2 separate regions of the Mus musculus genome follow, and region 2 is linked to region 1. A link is a loop called in an ENCODE intact Hi-C map of the cell type or tissue named here. Cell type or tissue: left cerebral cortex. All regions are shown on one strand.

The links. A loop is a pair of places that touch in the nucleus more often than their neighbours do. Peaks named below come from ENCODE experiments on the same cell type or tissue, not always from the same donor. Only the 100,000 strongest peaks of a DNase experiment are listed, where the experiment ranks them.
Region 2: a loop joins it to region 1, with 3 times the contacts of the local background. A loop is called at or near these places in 3 of 42 quality-filtered maps.

The regions. Positions count from the first base shown.
Region 1 is chr5:31,586,704-31,594,703 of GRCm38, forward strand. No RefSeq gene overlaps it. Among named protein-coding and RNA genes, the nearest start is that of Gm38424, 6.2 kb to the right of the region's middle. In left cerebral cortex, a CTCF peak has its summit at 2,173 (motif pointing right); DNase peaks (open chromatin) are centred at 3,280 and 4,613; H3K27ac peaks cover 496 bases.
Region 2 is chr5:32,030,505-32,038,504 of GRCm38, forward strand. The region is part of intron 10 of Babam2 (BRISC and BRCA1 A complex member 2); the gene reads left to right. Among named protein-coding and RNA genes, the nearest start is that of Gm52770, 36 kb to the left of the region's middle. In left cerebral cortex, no CTCF peak of the experiment used is centred here; DNase peaks (open chromatin) are centred at 4,377, 5,468, 6,593 and 7,232; H3K27ac peaks cover 3,070 bases.

The DNA of each region.
Region 1 (8,000 bases):
GGGCGACAGGTCCCAGGCAGACGGACCCAGCAGGCAAAGGATTTCCCCTGGGCCCAGAGAGGCCCCAGGATCATCCCAGACTGAGCAAACCTGGGAAAGGCTGCGGCTGGGGAGTGACATCAAATCCGGGAAGGCAGCAGGGCGGGGAGCAGGAAGCCTTCAGTTTCTGGAAAGGACCCTGATGCAAGACCCACTGAGCCCGCTGGGCCAGCCCACGGCCCGAGGCAGCTTCTCTGCCAGCTTCTCCTGAAGGACCAACTGGACTGTTGTTGCTCGAGGAGGCTGCAGCCAGAAGGTCTCCTAGGCTATAGGTGCTTCAAAAGGCCACACCAACTTTGCAAGAGGCAGCCACACTCTCCCTTAATTTTTATGCAGGAATGCCCTGGGGACACTACCCAGCCACCCAGGGGCCAGGCCTTCTGCCTGCAGTGACAATTGTCCCGTTGCTTCTCATCCCTTTCTTCAGAAAGTCTCTATGCCTCTGCCTTCTGTCTCTCTCTCTCTGGGAAGTGGTTACGTGGGACTTCTAGGTAGTAGCCCTGTTCCTAGCTGGCTTCTGGTGACTGCAGAGCTGAGCTAAGCCTAACTCAGTTTATAATCTGAGTGATAAGAAGGAGACAGAGGGTGGAGAGCCAGGAAGATGTACCTGAGACAGGAGGAGGTGAACTGGCATGAGTCTGCTAAGAGACTGAGACCATAGGAACTTCAGAGTCCATACTCCGAGACCTACAGACAGGTTTCTGTCTGTCCTCATGGGGTTTTGAAAATTGGGGAGTTCATGAGAAAAATCCAGATTTCTAGGCTAAATGTGGTGGCAGACACCTGTGTTCCCAGAACTCGGCATGAGGCAGAAAGGTTATGTAGTTTGGGCAAGTCCCAAGCCAGACTGCGCTACACAAGAAGACCTTATCTCTTAAGAATAAAAACATACACAAACAAACCAGATTTCTTATTCTTCTGGACAAATTAAAAAAAAATCTGGTGACAGCAAGCCCACGCTTCCCGTGTATCGGAAGCCAAGCTTTGAGGGCCCTATGGCTTTTTCTTGGTCCTCTTTATTTAAACTTTCTGCCAGTTCAGGGATACCTGTGACCTCCTTGATCCCCTCTAATGCCCTGGGGGGCGGGGGGGGGGTTGAAAGCTTCATCTCAGGAAAGAAACTCGGAGAGAGTGTGGCTTCCCACTTTGTATGAGGCCACAGCCAGGGAGAAGTAGACGAAACTGGACTCCCTGATTATCCAAGCTGTTTTCTTCCTCTGCTTTTCTTGTGTATGAGATCTGGTACTTCCTGTCCAGCTCAGTGGACTACAGATATATACACTGGGTGACAACTCCTTTGGGGACTTCTAGGCCACTGCAGAGTCCTGAGCCATGCTAAGCAGCTCTAAGAGGCTCTGGCGAAGCACTTTACCAAACCACAGTGCATTGTGGCTTAGGAGCCTACAGCAAATAATAAGACACAGAGGTCCTCCACAAGGGAGCACTGACCTCTGGCCTCTCTGAGAGGTGCTGTCCCTTCCTGGCTCCCTCCTGGCTCTGGAAGTGATTTGCTCCATATGGCCATAATAGAAGTGGGTGGATGATAGTCAGGCCTCCTTGGCCCACACCTCCCAGTTCATCTAGCCCAGTCAGACGTCCTTGAATGAAAGACCTGGTTAGATGTGCAGGCTACCCTAATGGCTTCTAGAAATGAATTGAAAAGCAGCAACTTCAGGTCAAAGGGGTCAGTGTGAGCTGAGGTAGCTACTACAAACAGCTCTTTACAGTTTGTTTATTTTAAAATATTAATTTAATAAAAAATGAGCAGGTTCTATTTATGCATTTAGGAACACACACACACACACACACACACACACACACACGTACAAATGTAGCAACCACTAATGAAAAAGAGACCGTGAGTTTGAAATAGAGTAAGAAAGGTTTTGGAGGGAGTAAGAGGTGTATTATAATCTCAAAAATACAAGAAAGGAGTTATATATTCCAGAAGAGGGCATCAGATTTCGTTACGGATGGTTGTGAGCCACCATGTGGTTGCTGGGATTTGAACTCAGGACCTTTGGAAGAGCAGTCGGCACTCTTAACAACTGAGCCATCTCGCCAGCCCTTTTATTTAATTTCTGTGGATGTTTTGCCTACATGCAGTGCTCGTGGAGGCCAGGAGAGGGCGGCAGATCCCCTGATTTGGAGTTAGAGATGGTAGTTGGTCCTCCTGTGGGTGCTGGAAATCGAACCCAGGTCCTCTAGAAGAGCAGCCAGTGCTCTTAGCCCCTAAGCTCCAACCTCTCTTTACAGTTTATAGAAACTCTTATCTTCATGTAGCCTGTGGTTCTCCAGCCTTGTGAGCCACACAGTTCACGGGTGCTCATACAGGGGAGGCACGGAATTGCACAATTGCCTCAAAACTTGAACAACTTTACTTCATCTTTTGTTGATTTTTGAGGCAGGGTTTCTGTAGTCCAGGCTTGGGCTGCCTTTGTGGCTGAGAATGATGTTAGACTTTTCATCCTCCTTCCTGTCTCTACTTCCAGGGTGTGAGGATCGCAGGTATGCACTATCACACCCTGTTGATGCAGCACTGGAGCTCAAACCCGGGACACTGCATGCTAGGCGAGCACTCTGCCAACTGAGCTACACCTCTGGTTCAACGTCACCTTTCCTTTGTTTTTATTTCCTCATTGATGAAAACAAATCAGAGGTGTGCTGGCTCACACCTAAAATCCCAGCACATGAGGAGCTGAAGCAGAGAATCACCTCAGCCTGGGCTACAAAGTCAGACTGTCTCAGAATAAATAAATAACCATAAAATAATAAGATAATATTCTTGCTTAAGCAAGATTGGTGAGTGCAGAACTCTTAGGATGTGTCGTGGGTGGAATACCTTAAATGTATGTCACGAGGACTAATGACACAACGTGCGGACGATCAGAGACCCTGGAGGAGAGTGGTAGGCGAGTATTAAGTGCTTCTCAGTTGAGTGAACTGTACACTTGTTCATAACGAAGTCTGAGGGGTACACACAGGAAGAGGGAAGCAGTGGGACTCCCTGCGGCTTTTGTAGCCTTTCCTGCACATTTTCTGCGTCTCATGCCAAGTTGCCCTTTATCCCAAGCCTTTGGACTTCTAGCGGCTGGAAGCAGAAAGTTATCTGTAGATGATGGAGTGCTGGGCCTGGGCTGTGTAATGACCAGCCTTCCGCTTGCTTGAAGTTTCCGCTGGGAGGCTGGAAGCCGCAGCATCCAGATGGCTAATTGCCTCGTGCCTGTTTCTGCAAATCACAGTGATTCACTGTCCCTGCCGAAAACACGCTCTCTTTTCAAAGATTTAATGGTTTCCAAAATTAATTTAGCCTCATCTGTTGTGCCTCTGCCCTCCTGCACTGTCCCCTCCCCCTAAGACCCCCTTTCCTTTCTCCCTGCCTTCCCCACAGGATGCAGCGCTCTATCCCATGAAGCTGTCACTCACACTCCAGGGCCCTTTTCAGGGTCACCTGAGCACAAACTGAGCTTGGAGCTGTTGGTGGGAGCCTAGGAGGGCAGGGCTCGTGCTATCGACTGTTCCCATAGTCTTCCGTGCTCAGCTACCCAGCCCTGCTCTGACCGACACCCCCAGATGTCGGGAGAGTTCTGAGCAGCTACCCATCCGCACTGATTTGTTTCTAAAATTCCCAAAAGTCATCAGAGGGTCAGAATGATGCTGATGGCAGCTCTCAGCCTGACCGGGTATAGACTCACCTAGAAGACAAACCTCTCCATTAACTGTGAACAGAGCCATCCGTGACTGCGGTCCAGAAGTGGACCCGGGCACTGCATTCATTCCTCTCTGCTTCCTGATAGCTGATGTAACAAGACCAGCACCTCAGGCTCCTGCTCCCATGATTTCCCTACCATGACAGACTGTACTTTAAACTGAGAGCCATAATAAACCCTTCCACCTGGCTTTCAGCAGGCCTTCCACCATAGTAACAAGACAGGGGACCGACATAGATACCATCTATTGATGCCTATTCGATACCTGGAGTTTTAGTTCCCCCTTCCATATATTCCCATAGAAGTGTAGTACACATTTAATTAAACAAACTCAATGCTTATGTTGTCTTCACTCTGCACATAACATGGCCACTACTGAACAGTGGTGCTCTTTAATTACATCCCCTCCAACTACTATCAACTACCTTGTCTCCTGAGCTAACTATCGGCTTTTCTTTTGCTTAACTCAGAAGTAGCTGTTGCGAATATTTCCCATGTGTATGCCTTAACTGTCGAGGACAGTTTTTCCTGAATGGCCCCTTGTATCATCTGGTAATCTATCACCACCCCGCCCCATGCACACCCACTACTGGAGGCCTCCTGGACCGACTGTCATCCTGATCCAAGTTGGATGGGCTCCTCTCTGCACCTGGGGCTCAGGTGTCATCACAGGACGCCGTGTAATCAGCAGCACCCTCCGGATTCCTCCTCAGACTTTTAGAGTGCCCTTGTTTCTTGTCTTGGCTTAGCCTTCCATTTCACTGAATCATATCTTTTACTATAGTCCTAAGAAAAGGTGCGTGGGAGGTAAAATCTTTTGAGTTCTTACATATCTGAAAATACCTTTCCCCACGCTTAGCCTTTATTTGGCCAAGTGTAAAATTCTGGGATAAAAGTACTTTTCACTCAGAATGCTGGGTCCCTACCACCTCTTTCTTCAGCACCATGTGCTTCTGTTGGAAGCTCTGATGCCACCTGCATTCTTACTCCTTCCCACAGGCCTTGGCTTTTTCTTTCTAGAAGCCATTCGCTCGCTCCACTACCTGGACATTCTGAATGTTGAGATATTGCTTGGCATTTTCCTCCATTCTGTGTGACACTTAGTGGGCGCATTTAATTTGAGATTTATTTCCTTCTCTTCTGGGAAACTTTATTTCATTATTGTTGGGTTTTTGTTTGTTTTGGGGTTTGTTTTGTTTGTTTCTTTGTTTTTTCGAGGCAGAGTTTCTCTGTGTAGTCCTGGCTGTCCTGGAACTCACTCTGTAGACCAGGCTGGCCTTGAACCCATAGAGATTCATCTACCTCTGCCACCACCTGGCTCATTATTATTGTTTTAAGATAGGGAGTCATTATATAGCCCAGGCTGCCCTTACTTGTGATCCTCCTGGCTCAGTTCTTCCTCAGTGGGCCAGAACTGGGATTCCTTGGGACTGAAGACATAGTTCAGCAATTAAGAACCTTTGCTGCTCTTGTAGAGAATTGGAGGTGTGCATCACCTGTACTGAGCAGCTCAGGACTACCCATAACTCCAGCTACAGGGGATCTGATGTCCTCTCTAGGGGAACTTGCACACACACACGCACACACACACACACACACACACACACACACACACACTGAGATCTTTAAAATGTGTAGAGGCTAGAAGTTAAGAAGGGGCTTAGAAGTTAAGAAGGCTTTCTGTTCTTAGAGAGGACCAAGTTCCCAGCACCTATGTCAGACATTTTATAAACAACCACCTATAACTCCAGTTTAGGGGGAACTGATGCCCTATTTGGCTTTTGCAACCTCTCTCCAGATGAAATGGTTTTTTTGGAGGTCCACTAACAAGAACTGTGCTTGCCTCCCTCAGTGACAAACTCCTTTTTGGGTCAAAATCCATGTAGCTGATCAGGAAGTGTTTGCCTTTGGTGGGAATGGGGACTATTGTCCATGTTCATCTTTGGACTGCTGTCGAGTTGGGCTGGTTATGATGAAGACGTGGCTTAGAGGGAAGACAGCAGAGAAACAGAGGGCTGGGGATGTACCTCGCTCAGTAAGTTGTTTTTCCAACCCGTCTAAGGTCCTGAGATTAGTCCTAACTAGCACTGATGCTAGCTAGGAATCAAGCATATGTTAACTAGCTGACTACCTATAATCCCAACACTAGGGAGTATGTGACTAGCTCAAGTTACATGAGATACTGTCTCGAAAGACAAAAATAAAACATCCCCACCTCTGCACCCCTTCCTATAAACAAACAAATGAATAAACAAACACCATCGGAGATGTAGCTCACTTGGTAGAAAACCTGCCTAGTGTGCACAAGGCCCTGGGTATTGTCCCTAGCACCATATTTACCCAGGCATGTGGTGCAGCGGAAGGATTAGAAGTTTAAGGTCATCTTCAGCTGCATAGTGAATTTGAAGCCAGCCTAGGTCATGTGAGATTCTGTTTCAAAAAAAAAATCCGACCAAACGAGCAGAGGAGAGGGTAGTAAGAATATTGATAACAGGGCCTGGAGAGATGGCTCAGCGGGGTGAGTACTTGCTGCTGTTGCAGAAGACCTGGGGACCACACAATGGCTCACAACCATCCATGACCTCAGTTCCAGTGGTCCCAGTGCCTGCAGATATGCATAGAATGCACATGCATGTGGCTCAGGTAAAATACTCATATATACTCATATACAGCTTGTAGCTGGCATGGTGGCACATGCCCCAAGTCCCATCATTCAGGCAACAGAGGTAGGCTCTTCACTGCAAGGTCAAGGCCACCCTGGCATATGTAACAAGTTCCAGACCAGACAGGGAGATTCTGTCTCAATAAAATAACAACACTTATAATCCATGATGATAATAATTACAATGCCAAAAGATTTTCACATTCTGTTTCATTTGCTCATTAAAAGTATGTATCGGTGCTAGAGAGATGGCTCAGTAGTTAAGAGCACTGGCTTCTCATCCAGAGGACCTGGGTTCAATTCCCAGCACCCACATGACAGTTCACAACTGTCTGCAACTCTAGTTCCAGGGGATCTGACCTTCCCTTCTGACCTCTGTGGCGCTGGGCATACACATGGTGCACAGACATACAGGAAAGACATCAGTACACATGAATAAATAAACTTTAAATGTTAAGAAGTAAATATCAATATCGTTAGATCATGGGTAGTTGGCTCTGGCAGGCAACTAGAACACAGTTACCACCTGCCATTTTGGAGAAACCTGCTCCAAGTCTTAAGCCAGGATTTATCAAAGGAAACAGGCCATGCGTAGACTCAGGACTTCCTGAGCGGTGCACACGATGGCTCCAGTGCACCATGAAGAAAGGGGTACTTGGTGCTTCTGGGTGCTTGCAAAGGAAGGACTCATGGAGCAGGAGATGCCCCATAGTAGACTCTGCAAAGCAGCAAGAACAGGATTGATTGGGCAGTGTGGCCTCTGATGAGGGTAGTGTATCACAGCCAGAGGGAGGGGCAGAGCAGACTGCTCACATTCTGAGCAAGGGAGCGAAGAAAGAAAGAACTATAGGGTCTGTTCTAAGAAGACCCCCAGTGACTGAAGATCACCCTTTAAGGATTCTGCTTACTAAATATCATAGCACCATCCTTTCAATACAGCCACCTAGGGGAGTAGGCCTTTGACATTTGCATCTTTGGGGTCCCTATTCATAATCAAGTGACAGTAGCAGGGTAGGCCACTTGGTGCGCAAAGTTTCATGGCAAACACAGAAAAGGGCCATAAATTTGTGTGAGTTGATTTTTTTTTTTTTTTTTTTTTTTTTGGAGACAGGGTCCTACTATGTACCCCTGGCCAGTCTGGCATTCCCTGTAGACCAGGTTGGCCTCAAACTGGAATTAATTCTCCTGCTTCTGTTTCTGCTTCTCACATGGTAGGCTTGCAGGAGGATCTTAGCTAATGGTTTATCATACACTGGATTAATGTGTACAACTCACAGTGACAGCCCTGAAGTGGAGTGTATGCATTTTTACTGCCCAGCACAGACAGGCTGCTGAGTCTTTGGTATCAACACACTGATTTTCTGTGTGTGTGTGGAAGGGGCACTTCTCCATATCCTTCAGTCAGGTGATTAGAATCGGGTAGAGTATATAACTCAGACCTGACAGAGCCTCAGAGAGACCTGCATGACCCAGTCTGGACCAGTGAAACTTGTCTCTGGCACTGTTGCTTCAAATTTTAGACAAGAACTGTATTTTTTATCAAGATTGAAACTAAGTATGGATAAATGTTAGCATCTGTTTATTTACTT
Region 2 (8,000 bases), 440 kb after region 1:
TTTTTCTTTTCTTTTATAGCAAAGATGAGTTTCAGGGACCCCAATAGATTTTGACTGATGATACCAATAATGCTGGGCTAGCTCTGCATGTGATAAATACTAGAAGGGGCTAGCTCTGGCATTTCTTAGAGCTTGCTTGCTATTTTCCATTAACTCTATATTGAAGAGCCCTGTTACATTTACTATTATAACTCAATTAGAAATCATTTTATTAAATACTTGGGCCAGACAATTTATTAGGTACCTGAATAAAAAATGATTCCCCCCTCAGAAATCATTATTTCTCACCACTCAAGAAAAGAATATTTAAATTGTCTCTTTTTTAAAATCATGGTCGACTTCAGAGCAGGCAGGGGCTTCATGAGGCATCCATGAACACACTCTGTAGTCTTTATTCTTTGGACAGGGATAATCCCTGTGATTACTGTATTCCTTGCACATAAGCCTAGTAGGACCTTAGTCTGAACCAAGAGTCGACCTGCTGATCACCTGGATGCTGTGAGGATCCTTCAGTCAGTTGACATTGTCAGCTGCTCCTGTAGAAGACAGTGAGTCTTAGCTTCATTCTAAATCACACTAATAGCTGTCACTTATGAAACACTGCAAGATAAAAATCATAATTGCCATTTTACAACTCGAAAGGTAGAAAGCAGAGTTCAGTGACGCGCCTAAGATGCCACAGGTGATAAGTGCAGAACTGAGTTTAGACAAAGCGCTGAGTGTCCAGACTCCGACCCAGCTCATTCTGTGCTCCCTTTGTCTGACGCACATGATGATGTAACACCTTCGCTGGTCCTCCAGATACCATCTTGCTCTGCTTCCCTGAGATTCGAGTCAGGATGCTAGGGATGTGGGCACATGGAGTTAGCATATACAGATGGTGTGCCAGAGCCTTTGGGACAAAAGAGAATATGGAATACTTTGTGTTCCTTTAAAATGGTTATAGAATGTTGGACTTGTTGTAGTTGGAGATGAAAGGAGGCAACTGCCACACGCGTGTGAACGTCTTTAGTGGGTCTCACCTATCATTCCTGGAGATTTTGGTAAATGTAAGGTGGTTTAATGCTCTTTATTTACTTGGGCCTGGAGCTGGACCAGAGCCATCACCTGCCTGCCACCACAGCAACTTCCTGCTGCATACTGGAAATTGTTCTTCAAAGTCTCCACCCAGGTATTGAACCAATGTGACCTCTTCTCCTCATGGCACAGGCCCTCAGAGGGATGGCTGCACTTCTAACCATAGTAACATGACATGATCACAGTCGCCAAATACTATTGCTTTTGTTTTTAATTTTGGAGAGATAGGTTTGTTAATCCATTTCAAAAGAAACAAGTCCACATGCCCTTTACTGTGAGTATCCCTTCAGCATGTCAAGCCAGAAACCATCCCCTGGTTTTGTAAAGGATTTTAGATATGGCAGAGGCATCTGTCACCAGTGTTCTCCTATGAAAGGGAAAACAAAACAGGTTAGCTATAGGAGGCAACACTGTACAGCTTTGCATGTGGAGTTAAAATAGGAGGCTAAAACCGGGCTCTGGGATGTCACTTCAAGCCCAGAAGTTACCCTTAGCTTGTAGCACTTATGCTAATCAGTAACAGTTAACTGTCTCGTATGAGCCTTCTGTCAGTTCTAGGCACTTGGTAGAGTTTTATACACCGACTTTCAGGGACCTGAACTTTCTGTTGATGCAGAAAGAAAGAAAACACAGATGTGACAGATACAATGACATCTGCAGAGAGGAGGAAAAGGGAGTGCTGTTTGACTGGGTTAGCACCCAGCGGGCGTGGTTTTAAAACTCTAACTGGATAGGCTACATAATAGGACCCTCTCTCAAACCAAACCAAACCAAAGACCCAGTTTGAGGCTGGCTGCTTCATAACCTGATAAACAGGAGATAAAGGAGCAATTTATTCCCAGGTCTATGATGACATTGTGCTCAAAACTAATTCAAAAGCCTGTGAAACCCTGAACATTTATCTATGATAAAGTTTTAACAGCCAAACAAGATATCACAGTTTTTTAGAAGTCTAGACATTGGACTTAGTGAATTGAATATCTTGTCAGAAAATAGTCTTGAAGGCAGGACCCACTAAAGCGTAGAGCTTCAGGAAGAAAAGCTAAGTGGAGGATTAAAAGCTAAATAATTATGGGGCGACTTATCATTTAAACAAAGGCTCAGAAGTAAGAGAGAGTCCGCTCAGGTCAAGGAGTGAAACCTCAGCTTAACTCAGAACAGTCTAATGATGGTGTGGCTTGTACAAGTGTGCCTTTGTTCCAAAGGGCAGTGCTATAGATAGAAAGCTAAGAATTAGGTAGAGGTTGTTTTTAAAAAGGTGTGGGGGTGGGGAGGGGGCTGAGAGTGGGTGTAGGTATGGGGATGAGGAGGGGGTTGGGAGGTGTCAGTTGGTGCCCACAGAGAACAAAAGAGAGCTTCAAATCCCCTGGAGCTATAGTTACAGGCAATTGAAAACCACCTGATATGAGTGCTAATGACCCAGCTCTGCTCCTTTATGAGTAATAAACTTTCTTAGCTGCTGGTCACTTCTTCAGCACCAGGACATACATTCTTTATGGCTGACTGGAGTGAGCAAATAGCTAAGGGAGCCTCCGTCATGTGAGAAGTACAAGATAATTCAAGATGGTGCTTGTATAGCAATCAGGAAGGAGCTCTTCCTTCTGCCTGAGGAAGCAGGAGGCTGTGAGAGAGGTGGGAGGTGAGAGGCAAGGGCAGGCCCAACCGTATCTGGCTGCTTGTAGACCAAGGGGAGTCAGTCCAATGTCCTTGCCATAGGAAGTCACCTCTCTCAGGGAGCTCTGCTCACAGACTTCTAAGATGCCACGGGACTGCTTTGCTCTGGCTGCTGAGAAGATAGGGGCTAGCCGAGCCTATAGATAAGGCGTCCTGGTGGAGGAGCTGTTCTTACCCAGTTCCCTTGACTGGCACATCTGCTCCACCCAGCTTTGAATGGCCCCAGCCCTTGGAACAGCATGGAGAGCTGTACAGATGATAGAAAAAGCATTCATTTCACCATCAGAATACTGGGTTAGGTTCTCAACCCCACCACATAGCCTTGAGATCCTGTATTTGCATCTGTGAAATGGAATTGTCCCTATGCATGCCTACCTTCTATGGTAGGACCTAAATGAGGATTAAAAGCAAATTAGAGTCTATCCATGCTTTAGCAATGCAAGGTGTGAGCTACTTCTGTGTTTGCCACACCCTTACCTCCTCCCTAGCTACACCAGGTCAAGTCAGGTCACCTCCCTTCTGGATTATTTTGCTGGCCAGCTCCTGTGCCCAGATATCACATCCAACCAATGAAGACATGGCTTTTATCCCATGGCCTCTCAAGGGAACATTCTCCTGTGACCAGCAGGCTTTCTCTCCTACTCAGCAAGAACCTGTGTGCTGACCCTCCTCTCTGTCACTCCTTGGCCTCATCTTTCTTGTACCATTTCTGAAAACCCTTCTTCTGCTTAGCTGTCCTGTCTGAGTATCCACCTGCTCTGAAGAACACACACTTACATTTTGCCGTTTCATTATCCTGTGAACTTGTCTCATTATTTCAGCTTCTTTGCCCCCTGAGGTCCAAGACTACACTGAATGATATCCTAACGTATCGTTAGACACAGAGCCTCCCACAGTGGTCGGCCCTGAGCCGAAGCTCCATAGCCTCTGGGTGTTGGGAGCCCCTTGAACTTGGACAGACAGGGCCCCTTTCCTCTTCCTCCTCATACCCTGAGAGGTACATGGTACACCCATTTTGCAACGAGAAAAGAGCTGACGGGGCTACGTGTCATCTACCTTGTGGGAATGAAAGGGTAACTAGGGTCTCTGCATCCTGAAAGGGATCCAAAGTAGAGATGTGATCATGAGGTGGCCCCTGGAACATAGTACACAGGCCCTCCTAGGACTTGAGGCTAAGGCTGATTAGTAAAGTCCTCACTAGGCCCAACAGGAAGCAGTACTAGGCCCAACATGATGGCAGGGGGCAGCCCCTCAAAAGGATGAGGAACAGGATTCAGGTGATCCAGCTGACCTATTTAATATAAATCAAGGAGTCAGGAAGGACTGGAGTGACTCAGCCTCTGCCTGGCTGGAGCCGTCAATGGGCTTTGTAGCCTATTTCCTGGGGACGTTTTCAGCTAAATCAATGATTTCATCATTCTATCCCTAAGCACCCTCAGCAGCTAGTTGCGACTGTTCACGTGACTGTCTGGGTGAGGCCAAGAGGTCTGACCTCTGACAGGAGAAGCTGGGACAGTGGTGGCAAGTGTTAGGCTTGGTGGTAGTAGGAAGTTTGTTCCTTTCCAGTCTCCCCAAGTAAGCCAGAGTGTGAGTGAGTGGCACTTTGGTATCTGAGCAGCTTTGCCTCACTCGTGAAGAGAGGAGCTCCATGGAGACAGCCGCTTCCTGCCCCTGGTTGAATTCATTGTACAGGCTGGGGTAGGAAGACAGCGAGTTGGCAATGGAAGTCTCACCAGGCAATCTGAAGACCAGAGGTCAGGCCTGAGCGTCAGAAAGTAGCCAAGTGGACAGGTAGAGTGCCAAGGCTTAGTGTATGTCTCTAGGATCCAAAGATGAACATTTAATGCATACAAACTTATTGGCGCAGCTATGCCTTTTATCAAAAAAGTCATACATTTACAGTCCAGAATTGTTAAGAAAATAGAATTATCAAGAGATGTCTTTCCATAGTCAATATGTTCTCCTTACTAAGAGAAACGTCTTTAGCCTAAAATATTAAAATTCTAGCTCTCATATGCTGGTAGGAATAGCTTTACTTATTTGACTGACTGACTGATTGATTGATTAGCAGGATTTCTAGTCCAGGGTGGCCTCAAACTCATTAGGTAGCCTAGGACGACCTTGGACTTTTGATCTTACAACCACACCCAAGTTTATGCAGTGCTGGGCATGGAACCCTGGGTCTTATAAATGCTAGGCAAACCTTCTGAAAAACTGAAAAACATCTCAAGCCCAGGGATAGCTTCCAGTGAATTCCTTCCCCACAAGCTCTATTTACAATCCTGAACATCTCAAGCATTGGGTACATTATGTTTTTTTTTTTTTCCTAAAAAAAAAAAAATGTTCCCTGAAACCTTCTTCCCTTCTCCTTTCCCCAGTTCACCAAATTCTTATCTGAAGCTTGAGGGAGAAGAAAATGGGGGCTAATATGACAACAAGATTTGTACCTTCACAAGTAAATATCACAACTGAGCTGGGTAACTACTTGTGGAAGCTTGTTAGGTCACAGTGACTCACTTGCGTAGATGAGGTTATTTTTAGAGCTGTAATTTGTACTGTTTAGAAAAGAAGAAAGAGATGGTAAAAGGCTAGATAGCTCATTATAGTTTACAGAGCTCATGAACCCAGCATCCATGCAAAAGATGACTAAGCAAGGGGTCGGGTGGTACTTTCTCTCAGAATTTCACAGACGTGAGTCATCCACTTCAGCCTGCAGACACAGCATCAGGTACCTGTGACTCAGCTCCCATTTAGACAGAGCACTAGAATTCAATTCTGATACGCTTTTGTAGCTAAGTAGTGAGGAAATTACATAGCAAAGCAAAATAGGCCTTTGTACCAGGCAGCCATCCAATGTTTAAGCAAGGACTGATTGATCTTCGTCTCTGGTCTTTCAAAGAATCTGTTTATGATCCATGCTAGGTGATGTCTTTTCATTCTGCTGCGTCACACTGCAGTGCATCTCACCACACTGGCTCTTCTGACCCAAGTATTCAGTCTCACAGCTTCTCCACTCCCATGTCCAGCCAGCACGTCCTAAAACCAGGAGTGTGTGTGTGTGTATGTGTGTGTGTGTGTGTGTGTGTGTGTGTGTGTGTGTGTGTGTAAATCTTTAGCCTACAATATTAGCATATTAGTTCTCATGAGCTGCAAAAAAACAAAACAAAACAAAACTTCCAAAGGCTTTCCATTCCACGTTTACCTATGGTCAGAGTTATAAGAATATAATAATATTTTCTTCAAGTGTTTTTCTTTCTTTTTAAAAAATAAGTTCCCTTGTGCCCCAGGCTGCCTTTAAACTTACTCTATAACCAAACTTGAAGTCCTGATCCTTTTGTCTTTCCCTCTGAGTTCTGGTATGATCAGCACATGCCACTACCCCTGGCTTTAAAATGTTTTTTTCATGCTTAAAAAATTATACAACTACTCATGCACATAAGATTTCTCTGTAGATGAGCAGCCTGGTCAGTGCAAGTGTACATTCATCCAACAGGCTTTCTCTCTCTTCTCAGATGCTGAGCTCTGCTAGCCCAATTGTCATCAAGGCATAGCCTCACACACTTAGCTCCTGTTGTCACTTAATTACACAGTTTATTTAGAGTTAAGTCCTTAGAGTGTAACCTGTCTGTTTATATGTACAGAAAGTGGTCCCTTTCAGTTTGCAGACCTATTATTGGATTGTTTATAGCCAACAATAAATGTAACTATACTTATCAATGAAACATCAACAATGATTGCAAAAAGTAAGTACTTCAGAAAGAGACAGGATGTTTTCTCCCCTTTGCCTGCCTGTCCCAAGCCACTTGCAGCCATTTCTGACACTTGGCAGCTGCCTCTTTTACCATCTGTCGTCTTTGCTCCAAACCTGCTGTGTCAGTAGTACTGTTACCAGGAACAGCAGAACATGCACAGGCTAATGTCCTATTGTCACGGAAAGCCCTATGTATATTTAAGTCAACTCAGCAAACATTGAAATGTATGCTGTGAACCTAACCCTGGAGTAGGCCTGGAGGTGCAGAAGAGGTGAGGTGCACACATTTGTCCAGGGGTGGGAGAGTCAGACATGTAAATGTACAGATGCACATGTAGACTGCTGGAACACAGGAGTGCCAAACCTCTGGAGATCTTAGAGAACGGCTCTGCCTGAACTTGCCCTTACATGTAGATGAGATTTATAGGTAAGGGGGCAAGGACGCTCCAAAGAGAACAGCAGAGTGTACTCAGGAACTGATTAGTATACCCTCATGGTGGAGATAATTCATAAAGTTGACTTTTGGGATGCGTGAGTAAAGAATGGCAGATGACAGAAGAGAAATCTGAACCGTGTACGTCACTTGTTCAAAATATGTCGTCTTACTGATGCAAAGGCCTGGAGGGATGTTAAAGATGGATGTGGCATTATCTTAGACTCCCAAGGATGATGGCAGAGAGGAGGAGAATGCAAGTGGGAAGAGGCCGGGGGTAGAAAAACCACTTTGGTAACTAGTTCAGGCAAGAGAAATGTGAGGTTCTAAAACTGTGGGAGTCAGGAGAGGAAAGGACAGAGTCTAGAAATACATCAGAAGCAAATTGGGACTTGGTGAGCACTCAGATTTGGGGGGGGGGAGGAAGAGGGAGGACTTGTAGAGTGCTTTGTAATTCTGAGCCTGGCTAGCTAAGGAAAGACTGGAAACTGAAGAAGAGGACCAGAAGTCAAAGAATGAGAATGAGTTTAGATATATTGAGTCTGTGGTGTTTGTGTGATAAGCCAGTGCAGATGTTCGGTGACTATCACAAAATAGATGTAACAAAAGCTTTGTGACCACATACTGATGGCGGTTGAAGCCCTGGCACTAGTGGCCAACAGCTGGTGAAGGGCAAGAGAAGACTGCTGCTGAAAAACACTAAGTGGCCGGCCGAGGGGAAGGTGAGCCAGTAAAGGGCATCTGGAGGGAGGGGACAGGATGGGGAAGGCCAAGGAAAAGTATCATTGTGGTAATGGTTGTAGGGGCTTATGGGTAGGGTAAGAACCACGAATACATTCAGATAGACAGAAGTCACGCATGAGCAGGTTCTCAAATTTGTTGCCAGTCCTCTTTTGGGAGTTTAGAGAAGGAAGGAAGGAAGAGGGAATAGGTGGTAGCTGGTAGAGCTGATGCCAGGAGGGCAGCTTGGAGAACGGGATGGTCTCCAAACAAGCATTGTTCAGCATAGAGTGTAGCCCCTCCTAAGAAGACCATGGAGGAGTGACATGTGGCTAGTGCCACCTC